Linked DNA regions of Homo sapiens: region 2 is linked to region 1. A link is a contact called in ENCODE Hi-C or POLR2A ChIA-PET data. All regions are on one chromosome and are shown on one strand. The core of a region is the stretch at or near the end of the contact, and the rest is flanking DNA. Distances in the headings are between cores, read along the strand shown. Region 1 has its middle 18 kb from the start of LINC02865. Region 2 overlaps LOC124901411 (a long non-coding RNA gene).

Region 1 (3,062 bases), core at 125-2,624:
TTATAATAACAAATGAAACAAAAGATGGATCAAATTAAATGACAGAAAACTAATTACACTACACCATAACAGTGTGCTAGACATACTGTTATGAAACAGTATGTTTAACATGATCCCAACTGGAGGAGTGGGGTAGGAGAGGGGCAGGGGGTGGTGGTGATGAATATTTAAAGGCATAGAAAAAAATGCTAGAAGAATATTTCCCAAAATATTGAGGTGCAATTTTGGGGAGATGATCTAGAGCAATAATTTTTTTTTCTTAATGTTCTGCAAATTTCCCCAAAATTTCTCACGTAAACGTGAATTACCTATATAATCAGAAAAAAAGTGAATGTTTAGAAGTACACTGTAGATTGAGAGGCTGCACCTTCTCCCCCTCGCTGGGTGGCCTCACTTGCACTCTGTTGCTTGATCCTTGGCTGAACAAATCAACAACACAAACTAACAACAACACAAATACATAGACTATGACAAAGTAAGGAATTATCATGATGGGCATTAATAAGCAGCGGGAGGCCTCTGTCTTTGGTTTTGTAAAATGTGATTTTGAGTATTCTGTCAGCACTTAGGGGCTTTTGAAATATTATATTGTGTCAGGGCTTAGCAGTGGAAATAAGCCAAGAAAAGGTGCCTCAAAATTGCCTGAAAGCAGATGACAGAAGCAGTTTGCTTTGCTGGGGATCCTCAGCCTCTGTCACTTTGGGGCTGCACAGTGGAGGGAGGTGGCAGGAGCATTGCTGTGGGTGGCAGAGGCCTGTCTTAATGCCAGTTTCTGCAGTGAATGCTGCAAACATCAAGAATGCAGAAGTGGCCCAGGCAGGCTCATTGGCACTCTAAACAAAGCCCGACCCAAATTGAATGTGGAAATGAACTTTGAGGAAGAGTGTAAGGATGTGGACAAGTTTGGCTTTCTTTATAAAGTGACCGCTATCTTTCCTATATTTAAAATTTACAGAAAGAAACTGCTACATTTTTCCTTCAGGCCATGGTAAAGGTTAGAAGTATGAAGTATGAAGTATATTTTCCAAAATGCAAACCTTTCTTGTTTTTCAAAGCAAATACAAGCTGTTTTATGAAGAAGTGCTGGCAAAAGTCCAGAAACTAGCACAGAACTGAAATCAAGGTTGAAAAGAAACGATTCAAAGGAAAACATCTATTTAAGTGGGAACCACACCAACACGTGGGATTTGGCTCCCACCGGAGGCAGCCCGCAGACACCAGGTGTCACGTTTAACTGATAGTGCTTGTTGCTGACCCTGTGGGTGGCAGGAAGGAAGAGGAGTGACTGTGGCATTCGGCAGAGGATGAGCTTTGTCCTATCACTGGCACAGAAGCTGAATTCTTAGATGGCTCGACCACGGGGTTGTGTGGTGAAAAGGGGGATTTCCACTTTCAAAAATAGTATGACTTCAGTTAGGCTTGAAATTGCCTTTTTGGGAAGTTTATTATATTTAGAAACCCCCATTCTCCCCACCCCCCAGTGGCTTTTAAAGTCCATCTGCAGCATGGCACAAGTCTTCAAAAGTTTATTGACTTAATTTACCCCGGGGTTTGGAATCAAGATGTTTTCTTAAAATGTCTGAAACAACCATTGCATTGACAAAAATACATTTTAATTAAAATGCTGAAAGTAGTAAAATGGCAAGGGACCTTTTTTCCTCTTCAGAGTTCTCTCTACTTTTCAAATTGCCTATTTTGTGGTTTTCACAAAGGGTATTGATATCCCAACTCTGGGCAGTGTGCTCTGCTTGCTAGCTTCTGGGAGCCACTGCCTGGAGTCAGGCAGCCACAGGAATCTCCATGTCACCTAGGATGTCAATTACACAAACTGCAAAAGTAGAATCAACTAAAAAAATTCAATAATGAGCATTTTTGTTTAAAAAGTAAACATCAATGTATTGCATTTAGAAGAAAAAAAATCCTTGTAAAATGTAGTAGTCCCGTAAGGAAAGATGAGTTTTCAAAGATGAGCTTTTCATGGAGGCTAAGATGACAGCCCGCTTCCAGTTCAGCAGGAGCCCCTTGGTATGTTTGGCCACCCAGCACAGTGCAATGTGAGAAGGCAGGCAGATTATGTATCGTGGATTTAATTTTGGATTTAGGGAGGCACATGGTCTGCCCAATTCAGTTTCCATTTTTTTCTGTCCTCCCTGAAAACAACTTTCTGTGCAACTTCAATGTGCTGTTCCTCTCAATAACTCCAGCCTGTGGCTAATTTGGACCAGGACAAGGAGAAAAGCTCTTTCTTGCTATGAGTTGCTAAAGGATTCATAGAAGCTAATTCTTCGCCTCCATTTGAAAAGTGGAAGGAAGGTAAAGAATTCCTACTGATCTCCTGTTTCCTACCTTGGAGCAGTGATGTCAAACTCTGTAATCAGTGGTAGTAGCTTTGCATCACATTACTTCAAAATATCTCCTTTACCTGATCACCATTAACTTGAAATCGCTGATTTTTTGGGTGCAATCTCTGCCCCAAGTTTCCACAGAATGTTTTATAACAAATCTTTTGGGTTTTTTTCTTCCCAACTTATTAATCATTTGCCAGCATAAGCAGTAACATGACCAGCAGACAGTCTTTTTGGGTAAACCTCTGACTACCTTTCTCTGTTGGTGGAATTTAGGAACCATGTGTAGCAATGCAACAACTGAGCCTGCCAATCTCTAATGAGAGCTTGGGACATTTCAGGCTACTCTTTGGCCTTAAATTCCTCTCCTCTCATGGAAACTTTCCTTTCATCTATCCTATCCTTTTCCAAGGCACATTCCAAGATGTTGACCAACTGATCTATTAATGAGCTTCTGGGAGTAAGTGAAAGGGAATTTAGGTGCTTATAAATGAAGTCTTACAAGCCCAACCCCTTTGTTGACTCAGAGGGCTGTAACTACAGCTGGCACGGGGGAGGGGAACTGGTCCTGGCAGGTCAGGATAAAGAGGTGTTTTGAATAATACCCCTTCCCCTAAAAGGTGGGCTTGGTTTAGTGATGGTGATCCACCCCACACACTGTACTTGGAAGCCAACCAGCAGTCTAAAGTTTGGAGGTAATTTTCTCTCCGAAGCTGG
Region 2 (2,731 bases), core at 109-2,608, 230 kb after region 1:
AGTAATTCCCATGAACAATGACAGCCCAACAATGCAGTCTTGGGGTCTTCTGGAATCTCCCTCCTTCCTGCTGTTTACTCCCTTATCTCTCATTGAAATTGAATTGGAACTTGAGCATGATTCCTGATAGGAGGCCTCTCTCACTCTCTCTCTCTTTTTTTCTTTTGTAGAGATGGGGTCTTGCTATGTTGCCCAGGCTGGTCTTGAACTCCTGGCTTCAAGCAATCCTCCCACCTCAGCTTCTCAAAGTGGTGGGATTACAGGCTTGAGCCACTGCACCCAGCAGGAGGCCTCTCTGGATCACCAAGGTGGCTGTATCTGGTCTGAGCCAGAGTCCTTGGTGTATCTGGTTGGAGTGGTTGGAGGTGGGCTTCTGGGCCTCCCATTGTTCTTTCTGGCTGTGGCTTACCTTAAAATGCAAAAGTATCAGGATATTTCTCTAATATTCTTAAGCTCTCTGCCTGAGAGAAGAATATCAAGATCTAAGGACAAGCTTTTAGAATATTATAGGAGTGGGGCTGAAACTGCTGCTGTTTTGTGTCCTTAGTCCTCACTCACTCTTGTTCCTAGGAAATGGAAGGCACAAATTACTAGAAAAGCTTCATCAGACTTGAGTCACCACCAAAATGTCCTCGTATACCAGTTTGACCACACTACTCAGATTCCACATTTCCATTTTAACAGAGGCTTCTAAAGATGTCAAAACATCAATCTAAAGAAGTGAATGAAATTGCAGCCTCCCTCCTTGCCTGCCCAGCTGTAGTTAGGGGTTGGTGAGCCATGAGCCGGTGAGTTCCTTCCAGCCTGGGGCCTCATCAGCTGCCAACCAGCCCTTCATAGAAAAGAGCACACGAAGGGTTTTAAAAGAGGAAGATGACAACGGGATGTCTCAGAGATCTGAAAGCATTTTCAAGGGAAAAGGAAACCAAAAAAGGAAAGAAATATGTCATCAACATTTATCTATATATCCTCATCCTGTAGCTGAAACTTTGTTTCATCCAATTCCTGGTGTCATAGTTGTCTAAGGGGCCACATGATTCTCTACCAGGATGGGCCATTCTAGTAAGACTGCACCTGGCCAAAGATAAAGCTGTCTTTACATCTGGACTACTTCTTGGAATGTTTCAGATGGTCTCACATGAGCTCACCTAGAAACGTTTGCAACTCCAGGAAACAGCAGCTGCAAGGAGGAGAAAAGGGAGCTAACAGTTATTGAACAGCTTTGTGAGAGGTCATGTTTAGAAGCTTTTCAAGTGCTTTCTCTTTTTATCTTCTCAACAATCCCACGTGGTATCATCATCCTCATTTTATAGTGAAGGAAACAGATGCTCAGCGATGTTGGGTAACTTGCCCCAGGGCAGAAAGCAGAACTGGTCCTGTTCAGCCCAGGATCAAGCCGGAATTCAAATCCAGATCCTCCTGCCTCTGAAATGCTCTTTTCATAAGATTGAGCTTCAGTATATGTGGCCATCCCATACACTCAGGAAGTGGGGAAGGAGGATGTGGTTCCTGAGCCATGAAATAGTCCAGAGAGAATCTAAGAGACAGAATCAGAAAAACATTAGCCCTACAGTCATCATCAACACACAAGTTGAATAACATCAAGTTTTTAGTCCCAGGCTTCCTGTGGACTATCTTTCTGAAGTCCCCTGCTTGAAGGCCGTGCTGGATGGCCGAGCACTTTGGCATAGGAAGGAGAGGAATTTGTATTTCATTAAACAACAACAACAACAACAATTCAGAATTGTAATTCTCTTTTTTTTTTTTTTTTTGTGACAGTTTTGCTCTTGTTGCCCAGGCTGGAGTGCAATGGCGCGATCTCAGCTCACTGCAACCTCCGCCTCCCAGGTTCAAGTGATTCTCCTGCCTCAGCCTCCCGAGTAGCTGAGATTACAGGCATGTGCCACCACGTCCAGCTAATTTTGTATTTTTAGTAGAGACCGGGTTTCTCCATGTTGGTCAGGCTGCTCTCAAACTCCCGATCTCAGGTGATCCACCGCCTCAGCCTCCCAAAGTGCTGGGATTGCAGGCGTGAGCCACCATGCCAGGCTGAGACAATGAAAAGGTGGACATTTGATGAGCTTGTGTTTCTAACAGTTTATAGAGTTCAGAAACATGGAGATTTGTTTGCATGACACTTTCATTACAGAATTATTATTCAGTTGATTTATTCTTTCATTCCAGATCATTAATATTAACTGATATCAGGGGTGTTAAATATTTAGAGATAGAAAAAGAAATGTATCTAATGAGCAAAAATACATTTTAAGATTTAAAAAAAAAAAGAAATCAAATCTTTGGGATCCAACATGGGACTTTGGACAGCTCAGGATATCCGCTGGTTTCTGCCTGGGATCTGAAGACTGTTTACATTCCAGTGGAATTCCTGGGAAAGTCCAGAGCTCTCACTGCTGTGAAAACAATGGCTTATGGTGATAAACTCTCAACTGCCTCACCCTGAGAAGTGGCAAGGCCTGCAAAGTTTCCCTGGGCAGGATGGACAGGGCCAGGCAGCATTCCTAGGAAGAAATTGCCTTGTTTGCTGCCTTGAGCTGAAACTAAAGCTGGTTTGAAGGCATGCAGACTTCTGCCTGCTGAACCATGACTGGGCTTTGACAAAGGTGACTACTACACCTCTTGTCATCAACAGCTGTCATTGCTGACAATTTCCACAAGGAGTCACAGCCACTCTCTGGGCAGGCTGGGCACTCCTAAGGTATGGGAACCTTTT

Evidence for each region. Hi-C counts contacts between places; a loop is a spot of excess contacts on that map. ChIA-PET counts read pairs that join two places held with the same protein, here RNA polymerase II (POLR2A). Pooled maps may share reads with other maps.
Region 2: a pooled map shows a loop between it and region 1 (2.3-fold over the local background). The contact joins two enhancer-like sites. A Hi-C loop is called at or near these places in 5 of 168 maps with a recorded cell type or tissue (CD4-positive, alpha-beta T cell, CD8-positive, alpha-beta T cell, GM12878 and 2 more), 4 of 37 single-sample maps with no recorded cell type and 10 of 50 pooled maps. POLR2A ChIA-PET finds 5 or more read pairs at or near these places in 11 of 52 experiments (CD4-positive, alpha-beta T cell, GM12878, MCF 10A and 7 more).

What each region holds. Positions count from the first base shown.
Region 1 is chr6:137,926,188-137,929,249 of GRCh38, reverse strand. No RefSeq gene overlaps it. Among named protein-coding and RNA genes, the nearest start is that of LINC02865, 18 kb to the left of the region's middle. RefSeq lists enhancers at 1,286-1,525, 2,371-3,062. Within about 2 kb of position 1,374, at least 12 of the 41 ENCODE cell types and tissues checked have a DNase peak (open chromatin) inside an H3K27ac peak, as active enhancers do; they include PC-9, where a contact is called at or near this core.
Region 2 is chr6:137,697,483-137,700,213 of GRCh38, reverse strand. LOC124901411 (a long non-coding RNA gene) reads right to left here. Exons shown (of 2, transcript XR_007059789.1): 2 at 1-1,537. Among named protein-coding and RNA genes, the nearest start is that of LINC03004, 33 kb to the right of the region's middle. RefSeq lists enhancers at 841-970, 1-980. Within about 2 kb of position 1,358, at least 7 of the 41 ENCODE cell types and tissues checked have a DNase peak (open chromatin) inside an H3K27ac peak, as active enhancers do; they include PC-9, where a contact is called at or near this core.